Linked DNA regions of Homo sapiens: region 2 is linked to region 1. A link is a contact called in ENCODE Hi-C data. All regions are on one chromosome and are shown on one strand. Each heading gives the region's core, a stretch centred on a gene start or an enhancer-like site at or near the end of the contact. The rest is flanking DNA. Distances are from core to core; before and after follow the strand shown. Region 1 holds the start of LINC02788 (long intergenic non-protein coding RNA 2788). Region 2 overlaps ZNF644 (zinc finger protein 644).

Region 1 (5,850 bases), core at 2,386-4,885:
CTGGTCTCAAACTCCTGATCTCAAGTGATCTGCCCACCTCAGCCTCCCAAAGTGCTGGGATTACGGGCGTGCTGAGCCATCTTGGCGAAATTTGGAAGCTTCTCCTTCAAGATTCTGGGCGCAGAGGTTTGGAGGCAGTGACTGCCTGCTTAGGAGACTACAATTCTATTTTGTTTCCAGGGTTAGGACAGAACTTCCCATTCCACAAATATTGTATTGGTTGCAGGTCACCAGAATCTGAATGATGCCCTCAGCCTTTGTGCTCTCCAGAAAATAGGTGTGAGCTATGAGGACCTGCTCCCTATGGTCAGGACTTGAGAAGGAGTTGGGGGAGGTTCTCTTTAAACATTGGGAACAGACTCTGGTTCTGCATTCTTTCCTGTTGTCTCTTGTTATGTATATGTTATGTATTGATGATCTCCCCATCCCCTCATCCCCACTGCTCCCACCCTTATTCCACAGAATTCTTTGCTCTACCCAAATGCCTACTGCTCTTATTATAGCAGGAGTGTGTAGCAGAAGTGTGTTAGTTTCAATGTGGGAAAGGTGGTCTGTAGGCAGGTCCCAAGCAGAAAGTTTCCATTAGCATCTCAGATCAAATTTGTGTTAATTTCCTGGCCCTAGAGAGACTTGGGAAAAACTTTTAGGACAGTAGAAAAACAGCTCACCCAAAGCCCATGGTGAGAAAAAAAATGCATAACTAAGGAAATACTTTTTTTTTCTTAATTTTAGAAACACTATATACATATATATATATATATTCCTTTATATATATATATTCCTTTATATATATATATATATTCCTTTATATATATATATATATATATATATTTTTTTTTTTTTTTTGAGATGGAGTTTCACTCTTGTTGCCCAGGTTGGAGTGCAATGGCACGATCTCAGCTCACTGAAACCTCTGCCTCTCGGGTTCAAGCGATTCTCCTGCCTTAGCCTCCCGAGTAGCTGGGATTACAGGCATGCACCACCACGCTTGGCTTATTTTGTATTTTTAGCAGAGACGGGGTTTCACCATGTTGACCAGGCTGGTCTCGAACTCCTAACCTCAGGTGATCCACCTGCCTCGGCCTCCCAAAGTGCTGGGATTACAGGCGTGAGCCACCACGCCCAGCCTAGAAACAGAATCTTATAGGCTGGGTTGCACATAGGCAGGTATGGACATATAAGTCTAGATTTACAAGTAGGTCACACTGACCTGAAACCACATTTCCTGTAGTATGCAATTAGACTGAAAGAAAGTCACATCTGTGTTTTCCACATTGTGATGTGATGCACTGCAGGTCTTCAGTGAATTCGCTTGCCACAAGGAAATTCTGGCATGTGTTGTATGTGAAATGTGATATGTACTTAATTTAAAAAATTGAGTTTCGTGATTTCTGTGTCTTTAAATTTGATACACGTTTTGTATTGAATTTCTATGTTAATTGTTTTCATAAAGTGAAAAGAAGTAAAAACCTCACCAACTGGTTTTATGTAGAAGAGGTAAATCTGTGACGTTTGCTCCTTCTCTTGTCCAGGAGGATGAGGCTGTCACTACTACAGTTGGGACTGTTTCATACTCCGTGCTCTTGTGCTATGCCAGGGGGTACTGTCTAACCCACAAGTCTCTGCCAGGAATGTTGCTGTCCACACTGGAGTGTAAGACACCTGCGGAGCTCGTCTATGGGGCTCATGTTGGCTGAGGCTCTGAACTACAGAACTGCAAACAACCAAGGGAGCGCCCCAGGCCCCAGGTATTCCTAAACCTTAGATCAGAGCCATTTGCAGCACAGAGTTGTGTGCTGTTTCAAAACCACAGACCCTGTATATACGCCCCTCCATTGCAGAGGTGGATGTCTTGGCAAATGTAGGACGAGGATTGAAAATTAAAAAACAAACACACCGTGTTCAGGGTGAAAATTACATACATTGACAATACTGTCTCTTTTCCTCCACAATCTTACTGCCACCAGGCAGCCTCAGTCAGTCCGTGCTTATTTCACTGAAAATGTACTTAATCTCAGAAAAGCTATCTATATGTAAGAACATATTTTGTTAATCAATTTTATGAAAACAAAACCCCTCTCACCTTAGTTGAATAAAGTGCTAATTTGAAATACTGCCTCATGATTGTAATATGCACACATATGTAATAGTATTTGTTTTTTAGGTGTCCCTTAACAAGACAGGGATGAGCAAACTATATGGTGCGTGCTGGAAAGAAATTCAGTTTTAAATGACCTTAAGGAAATGGCTTGTTTGGTTAAGGAAAATAAACTCAATTGACAGTTAAGGTGAAATGAACTTGTAAAATTTCGTATCAATTACAACTCTTATCGATAAAATGCCACCTGGATCTTTAAAATGCCAAGGTGTTCAAAGTTATCAGAAAATTTAAAATTGGGGGGGGGGGGTTGAAGTATTTTTGTTGTTGTTGTTATTGTTCTCCCTCGCACTAAACAGCATAGAAGTAATAGTTTCCGTCACTTCAGGCTTCTATTGGGGGATTTTCATCTTGTTCCAGAAGGAAGTAGCAGGAAAGCAACTTGTATAGGTAACAGCCTCAGTCTAAAGGGCATTATTTCCAGGCAGAATTTCTATAGTTACCCTTGTCTGGGAACACTGTTAAGGGATATGTTTTAATTTTAGGTCAGAACAACTGGGTTAAGCATTATGTAAGATCTGGAGAAAACACTGATGAGGGAAGGTGGAGGAGAAAGCAAGCAACATTAGTTTACTGCGCGGCCAAAGGACTACTCCAGGCACCAGTGAGGAAGGGTAATTTAGATTTCTAGTGGGCACCCTGCCGGCCCATTTCATAACAATCAGGGGGCCTGGAGTGGGGGGGCTTGCGGGTAGTTGATATCAAATCCCGGTCTCTCTCACTTCCGCTCAATCGGCTTTTGGCCAAAGACGAGTATCTTCTTCCTGGACTGCCTTCTCCCACCCCAACCCAGACACCAAGGGGACGCGACAGCGGTTTTGGGACGCTGGCTGATCATCTGAGAGGAGGCGATCCCGGCCCCGCTGGGCGTTCAGGATCCCGATCTGGATGCCGTCCACCCCGCCCCGCCGGGGGCTGGGGCGAAAGCGGAACAAGTCGGCGGGGCTGGTTGGGCCGCGACCTCCGGGGCACGTGGCCGCAGACAGTGCCCGTGCCGGGGCGGGGAGGCGAGTTCTCCCTGCGGCCGCGGACCCTGGATGGTGGCGTCGCCCGAAGACGCGCCTCACCGGCCTGGGTGGGGTTGCCTTTTGCCCTCGAGGCTGGCCTAAGCGCTGGGGGGCCGCTGGCTAACCCTGAGGTAGATACTCGGGAAATGGGTGGAATAGGGAAAGGGACTCAGCCCTTCCGCCCTTTTCCCCAGTCGAGGCCCGCGTCACTGCCCTGTGGGTGCAGACGCCTCCAGTGTCACTCCCCTGGATTTCGCTTGGGCAGAAGAAGAGATTGTAGGCCGGACCCCAACGCCGAAGCCCTGAGGTGAGAGGGGACGGGGAGTCTCCGCTGCGACTGGCGGCCCCTCCCTCAGGCACCTTCTCCTAACATTTCTGACTAAACGCCCCCAGGGGCGAAAACCGCTCCTCCTCCCCAGTTCCTGCGCTCGGTGGCCTGGGGCTCGGGGTTTGGGGGTTGCTCCTCGTCTGCCTCGAGGCCACTCGCTCGCGCTCGAGGGTCCTCTCCCGGCCAGCCCCGTGGGCTCGCCCCTCTCAGCCTCCTGCTGGACGTTGTCTGAGCTCCTCGCGGGCGCCGCTTGAAAGTGGGCCCAACCCGTGGGGGCGCCGGGCTGGTCTAGGCTCTGCCCTGGGGCTTCTGCGGCCTGGAGCTGAGGAGCCGGGGCCTTCGCGCCTCTCGGCGCCGGCTCCTCGCGTTGCTCGAAAGCCCGTCTGAGTAATAGTCAACTGTTTTTGTCACTTTCTTAAGATGCATCATCCCTGGTCTCTCTTGTTTCATTACGAAAAATCCCAGAGAAACCACCCGGCAGGATCAATCAGACGCAGGCAGCCAGACAGTTTTCTTGTACTTTATTAAAGTGTAATCAAACATCGGTTAAGTGGAAAATAAATATCCAGATCTAATAAGCTGCTCAGTCAGATCGTGTAAATGCAAATTACAAGCTGGTTCCCATCTTCCCGCCAGGGGATTGAACAAGCCACAGCAATTGCTTCATCCACTGCGATTGTAAATCAACTAAAATAATGGCTGGATAATGACCAGTTTGCGGTTTCAAGCAGATTGAATGATAACAAACTGCGTGTGTCGCACCAGCTTTTCATTTAGCATCTCATCATGGAGCGAGCAGCCCGCCTAACAGCTTGGCTCCCTCATTAGGTTGTTGTCTGCAGCTTGTAAATTCACACTGCAGCCAGCAGATTACCTGACAAACTTCTTGATAGGAAAAGCTAGACAATTCAATCCGGCCCATCAATCCCTCCCTGCGAAGGCAGGCACATTGATCTATTGCTGAGCGCTGCGGCGAATTGATAACAATATGATGCCTCCTAATGTGGTGGAGGAAATATGTACGCATGTATACATGCAGAAATATATAGGGAAGCACACTCATGGGTACGCACGCGAACAAGAGCCGTGTGTGCAGGAGAGAGGGGTGCGCCACAGACACGCCGCCCACCGCAGCCCCAGCCTCTCGCGTGGGGCCTCTGCCCGCACACACGCAGCCAGGCACTGTAAGCATCTTCACTTTTTGTTTTTTGCTGATGTTGATTTAGTTGCTAATTGGTGACAGAAATTGTCAAATAGGTGGCAGATAGCGACTGCGGAAACTTCCGTTGAAGGAGGTGAGAAAATCCTTTCAAAGATGAACTGCCGCCTGAAAAGGGATGGCTCACTAAATTTCTCCCAGATATTTATTGCTCGTATTAAAAAGATAAATCAGAAAAGAGGAGCGAAGGCATAAACCAGGTATTACAAATGCCATCTACTCTTTATTTAGAACATAGATCACGGTGTTTGTTTGTGGAATCTGTTTGCTTCTAGGATGTAATTTAACATACTAACACTCAACCTATTTAAACAGAAAGACAGATAAAGGCTTACTGGGGATCTCTGGGGGCGGCTGCACAACCCTGCTTTGACTTCGCCTTTCCTCAGGAGCATAAAATGAACAGTAATTAGGCTTTGATACTCTGGCAAATGAACAGTAATTAGAATCTGCTACCTCAAGTCCTTAACTCCACTCCTCATAGAATATTCACACCATTATTGAACATTTAGATTAGGCAGCTTCTATTCCCACAAACGTGGCTTGCCACAGCCCACAGATGGCCCAGGGAAAGAAGAGAGACGATTCGCCAGAGCCTTTGGACCCACAGAGGGGATTTTCTGGTTATTAGAACCCTACTAGATCAGGGCCAATTATAAAGAAAACTGTCAGTCAAGAGAAAATTGCTACATGATTAGTGAAAAGGACAAAAATCAGGTGAAAAGTGTGAATCATTCAGGCAGCTTTGATTTGCTAATCAGGGGAAGGAAAAGAACAGGAAAGTCCCCAGCTGTATCCCTGGTTTACTCTTTTCATTTTATCATGACCTTCTTAGCAGTTACTGATATAATCTCTGCGAAAAAAGAAACAAGCAACCCTCATAAGCACAGAGACCCAGCTCCCAGTGAGCAGGGGAGGTCATGCAGTGTAAATGAGATGAGGAGACCCCGATAACAATGACGGGAGCATGAATAATCAAGGCTTGGGTCTCTGTAGTTACAAGGGCAGGAGATTCCTAATTATGTTAATAGTTTTTAATAGACTAATTCCCACTGAAAAGCCTTTGTGGAGAGACACTGCCTTCTCTGGAGAGAACCATGTTAAGGAACAGCAGGAATGATGTTTATTTTTTTAACCA
Region 2 (5,850 bases), core at 1,121-3,620, 120 kb before region 1:
GATACAGTTAACATCTTTATGATATTAGGTCTTATAGTTCATGAGTGGCAAATTATCCATTTATTTAGCTCACTCAGACTGAAATTCTTTCTTCTCAGGATCCCTTTGAACTTTTTAAAATAACTTTTATTTATATGATTATGTCAGGTTATTTGTTGCTTTTATCAAGATTGTTTCTCAGCCTTGGCACAATTGACATTTTGGGCCAGATAATTTTCTGTTCAGTGGACTATCTGGATGGAGACTATCTGTGCATCATAAGTTTTTACCTAGCCTCTATTCACTAGATGCCAGTAGTACTTACCCAGTGTGACAGCCAAAATGTCTCTAGACATTTCCAAGTGTATTGATTCCAGTTGAGAACAATATTTACTGCTTTTGAAATTAAACAAATTTTAAATGTTTATAAGTTTATTTTAATATAATAATATTCCATTACATGTTAACATAAATAACAGCATTTTGAGAAAAATATACATTCCAGAACAAAATTTAGTGAGAAGAGTACCATTGTTTTACATGTTTTAAAAATCTCTTTAATGTCTCACTTAATAGAAGACAGTTGGATTCTTATACTTGCTTCAGTTCAGATATCATACTTTATATAGCCTCTGGAAAACTCCATTGTACACTTGTGAGAGAATGGCAGTGAAAAGGCAAATAAGGTGTTAGTATTATTATGAAAATAGTTTTGTTTATTGAAGATCCTCTAATAAGGTCTTAGGGATGCCCCCTGGGCCCCACAACTCACACTTTTCAGACCTCATGTCCTAGAGATCACAGCATGCACCCTTGACCTAATTTAATCAAACTGTTAATAAATTAAGTAAATTAGATTAGATTGATAATTTGTTAATTTAATTGTTTTGTTTTTGCAGACAGTGCAAGAAACCTAAGACACTTTAATCCTATTCATTTCCTTCCATACTGTACCCCTTACTCAACTTATTTGCCACTATACTCTTGTGTTTTTAAATTCCATATATATTTTAGCCACCATGAAACGTCATCATCGTTTTGCTATATAGATTTACCTACATATTTACCACTTGTATCGCTTTTTATTCTTTCCTCCATCTTCATTTCTTCATCTGTGACCATTTTCTGTTTTTGAAGAACACTTTCTATTGTACCCTTTAGTGTAGGTCTGTAGTGAGAAATTCTCTTCATTTTTGTTGTCTGGTCATGTTCTGTATTTCACCCTCACTTTTGGATGATTCTTGTTTAGGATTCTGAGTTGGCAGTTATTTTCTTTTAATGAGGATGTTACTCCTTTGTTTTCTCTGCCTTCTGTTTCTGTTGAGAAATTGTTAGTCTTGTCAATGTCCTCCATCCAAAAAGACTAGCAAGAACACCTGTAGTTGAGCACATTTTTTACTTGTTGCAATGAGGGAGATCACACACTAAAGGGAGCTTTAGGGTGTCTTACTAAGAGGATATTAGAAGGAACCTATTACAGGATTTGGGCTTTGGTTGAGTAGTTTGGAGAGGGTCTAAGGAAGTGGAAATGTGTCCTAGATTGGGTGTCGTCAGGACATGGGACATTTTATGATTGGCTTTCTTTAAACAGAGGTAAAATTCACATTACATACGATTAACCATTTTTAGTGTACAATTCATTGGTATTTAGTGAACAGTAGTCCCTCTTTATCCATAGAGTGTACATTTGAAGACTGCCAGAGGATGTCTGAAACTGCAGGTCGTACCAAACCTTATTGCTGTCAGTCAGACACGTTTCTGTTCATGTCTTTCACCCATACATTTAATGCCTTTTCTGTTTTACCTAAGCTCTTAAAATGCACCACGTTCATAACTTTTGCAGCTTGAGGTGCAACAGGAAAACTTGCACAAATTTCTTTTTCCTTCTTACCAATTCAGCGAGTAGAAGATTTGTTCTTACGTAGATCTTAGCAACCTTAGCATTTTTTTTCTCTTCTTATTGAGAACTTTCACCTTTTTATGTAAAGGAAACGGCTTACAGCTTCTCTTTGACATATCTGAATTGCCAGTATCACTACTTTTGTGCTTTGGGACCATTATTAAGTGAAATAAAGGTTCTTGAACAAAAGTACTGCAATATCATGACAGTCAATCTGATAACCAAGATGATTACTAAGTGACTAATGGGTGGAGAACATATACACTGGACAAAGGGATTATTTATATCCCTCTGAGTGGGATGGTGCAAGATGTCATCAAGCTCCGTAGAATAGCAATTTAAAACCTGTAACTTGCTTATTTCTGAATTTTCCATTTAATATTTTTGGACTGTGGTTGACTTCAGGTAACTGAAACTGTGAAAAGTAAAACTGTAGATGAGGGACTACTGTATTTACACTGTTGTGCAACCACTAGCTCTCTAGTTTCTAAAGTGTTTCATCACCCCATAAAAACACTGCGTATTCATTACGTAATCACTTTCTATTTGCCCCCTTCCATCACCTGGTAAAGTAACCTTTACTTTCTGTCTCTATATATTTGCCTGTTCTGGATATTTCATATGAAAGAAACCATAGAATATGTGACTTTTTGTGTCTGGCTTCTTTTACTTGGCAAGTTGTAGCATGTGCTTCATTTCTTTATGTGGCTAAATAATATTCTATTGTATGGATATACCGCAATTTACATATTATTCCTTAATGAATATTTGAGTTATTTTTACTATTTCACTTTTATGAATACAGTGCTATAAACATATGTGTACAAGTTTTTCTGTGGACATGAGTTTACATTTCTCCTGGATGTATATCTAGGCATTGAATAGCTGGATCATATGGTAATCTAGCTCAACTCTTTTAGGAACTGCCAAACTTATTATCCATACTTATTATCCCACCAGCAGTGTATGAGGGTCTCTGTTTCTCTACATCAATGTCAGTAATTGTTAGTTTTGGTTTTTTCGTTTGTTTATTAAAGCTATTCTAATGGTTATGAAGTGGTATTATTGTAGTATTGATTTGCATTTCTTTAATGACCACGATGTTGAACGTCTTTTTATGGGCTTGGTCATTTATATATCTTTTTTTGAGAAATATCTGTTCACGTCCTTTGCTCATTTAAAAAATTAGGTTGTCTTTTTGTTGTTGAGTTTTTTATGTGTTCTGGATATTAATATATTTCAAATATATTCAATAATACCTGTTGATAAACAAAGGATTTTTATTTTGATAAAGTTCAATTTCTGTTTTTTGTTTGTTTTGTTTTTTGCTGTTCGTGCTTTTGATGTCAAAGAATCCATTGCCAAATCAAGAGTCATGAGGATCCAACCCATGCCTTCTGAGAGCTTTACAAATTTAGCTTTTATATTCAGATTGTTGGTCCATTTTGATTTAGTTTCTGTACCTGGTGTGAGACAGGCTTCCAACTTCATTCTTTTGCACGTGGTTATCCAGTTGTCCCAGTACCATTTGTTGAGAAGACTGTTCTTTTCCCCATTGAATGGTCTTGGCACTTTGTTGGAAATGAATTGGCCATAGACGATTGGGCTTATTTCTGGACTCTTAAATCTATTCCATTGATCTGTATGTCTACCCTGCTTCTACTGCCACATTGATTACTATAGTTTTGTAATCAGTGTTCTGAAATCAGGGAGTGTGAGTACTCCTTCTTTTTCTTTCTCGGTACTGTTTTTGTTGTTCAGGGACTCGTTCAGTTCCATATGAGTTTGAGGATAAGCTTTTACAATCCTGCAAAAAGGCCTTTAGAATTTTGATAGGGATAGAGTTGAATCTGGGATCACTTTGGGGGAATTTTGCCATCTTAACAATACTAAGTCTTGAAATCCATGAACATAGATGTGTTTCCATTTAATTAAGCCTTTAAGTTTTTCTAGCAATGTTTTGTAGTTTTTAGCGCACAAGTCTTTTACTTTCTTGGTTACATTTATTCTTTTTTTTTTTTTTTTTTTTTTTTTAGGAGTTTTGCTTTTGTCGCCCAGGTTGGGGTGCAGTGGTGCGATTTCAGCTTACTGCAACCTCAGCCTCCTGAGTAGCTGGGATTACAGGTGCCCACTACCACGCCCAGCTAGTTTTTATTTTTAGTAGAGACAGGGTTTCTCGCTGTTGGCCAGGCTGGTCATGAGGTTACACTTATTCTTCTGGTTATTTTTTAATTTTTGATGCTATTGCAAATGGATTTATTTTCTTAATTTTCTTTTTGGATCATTCGTTGCTGGTATATAGAAGCACAACTGATTTTTGCATGTTGCTGTTGTGCTTGCAAATTTGCTTTATTTGTTTATTAGCTCTAGTAGTTTTTTTGTGGATGCTAAGGAATTTTCTATGAATAGAATTATGTCATTCACAAATAGAGATAGTTTGACTTCTTCTTTTCCAATTTGGATGCCTTTTATTTATTTTTCTTACATAATTGCTCTGACTGACTTTTAGTACAGTGTTGAATGGCAGTGGTAAAAGTGGTAGCCTTGTCTCTTTACTGATATTAGGGGAAAAACTTGTCTCTCACCATTGAGTATGATGTTTGTTATGGGTTTTTATGCTCTTTGTCATGTTGAGGACATTTCCTTTTATTACTCATTTGCTGAGTGTTTTGCTTTTTTCATGAAACAGTGTTGAATTTTGTCAAATGCTTTTTCTGCATCCATTGAGATGATCATGTAGTGTTTTTTCTTTGTTCTATTAATGTGATATGTTACATTGATTGCATTTCTTATGTTGAACTACCCTGGCATTCCTGGGGTAAATCCCACTTGGTTATGTTATATGATACTTTTAATATGCTGTTGGTTTCAGTTTGCTAGTAAGTTGTTGAGGATTTTGGTGTCTGTTTTCATAATGGATATTTGTAGTTTTCTTTGAGTATCTTTGGCTTTGGTATTAGGGTAATGCTGGCTGCTTAGAATGTGTTAGGAAGTGTTGTCTCATCTTCCATTTCTGAAAGAATTTGAGAATAATTAGTGTTAATTTTGTTTCATAGAATTTACCAGTGAAACCGCATAGTCCTGGATTTTTCCATTTGGGGAGGTTTTTGATTATTAGTTCATTCTCTTTACTTGTACTAGGTCTGTTCAGATTTTCTATTTCTTCTTGACTTCATTTTGGTAATTTCTGTGTTTCTAGGAATTTTTCTGTTTCATCTAGATTATCCAATTTTTTGGCATCCAGTTATTCATAGTATTCTGTTATAATTCTTTTAATTTTTAAGGTTGGTACCAGTGTTCCCCCACTTCTATTCCTGATTTTTCACTTGTGTTCTTCTCTCTTTTGTTGTTGTTGTCAATTCCTTTGTCAATCTTGTTGATCTTTTTAAGGAACCAACTTAATTTTTTTAATTAGAGGACGGCTTAGGTAGGGGTTTCTTGTTTTTGTTTTTGAGACAGAGTCTGTTGTCCAGGCTGGATTTGAACTCCTGGGCTCAGGTGAGCCTCCTGCCTCAGCCTCCTGAGTATTTGTGACTAAAAGAACCAATATTCTCTTATCTTTATTCTAAAGATTGATTATTTTCTTCTTTCTACTGGCTTTGGGTTTAGTTTGCTCTTCTTTTTCCTAAGGTAATAATTCCCTAAGGCATAAAGTGAGATGGCTAATTTGACATCTTCTTTTTTAATGTAGGTATTTACAGCTGTAAATTTTCCTCTACATGCTGCTTTTGCTGCATCCTATAAGTATTAGTATGTTGTGTTTTCATTTTCATTTGTGTCAAGATTGGCCATCATACTAAATCTCATCTGTGGGGAATGCAGACTGAAGCTGAGATAAACTTACACTGGCATACCCTGTTTTATTGTGTGTTGATTTATTGTGCTTTTCGTATATTGTGTCTTATACAAACTGAAATTTTGCAGCAACCCTGCATCAAGCAAGTATACAGGTATCATTTTCTCAACAACAT

The links. A loop is a pair of places that touch in the nucleus more often than their neighbours do. Pooled maps may share reads with other maps.
Region 2: a loop to region 1 is called in a pooled map, with 2.7 times the contacts of the local background. The contact joins the enhancer-like site here to the promoter of LINC02788 in region 1. A Hi-C loop is called at or near these places in 4 of 37 single-sample maps with no recorded cell type and 6 of 50 pooled maps.

What each region holds. Positions count from the first base shown.
Region 1 is chr1:90,833,448-90,839,297 of GRCh38, reverse strand. It overlaps LINC02788 (long intergenic non-protein coding RNA 2788), which reads right to left and starts at 3,635. Exons shown (of 4, transcript NR_186594.1): 1 at 3,379-3,635. The region is part of intron 1 of LINC02609 (long intergenic non-protein coding RNA 2609); the gene reads left to right. RefSeq lists enhancers at 107-631, 3,899-4,538.
Region 2 is chr1:90,956,296-90,962,145 of GRCh38, reverse strand. All of the region lies in intron 2 of ZNF644 (zinc finger protein 644), which reads left to right. Among named protein-coding and RNA genes, the nearest start is that of ZNF644, 63 kb to the left of the region's middle. Within about 2 kb of position 2,370, at least 2 of the 41 ENCODE cell types and tissues checked have a DNase peak (open chromatin) inside an H3K27ac peak, as active enhancers do.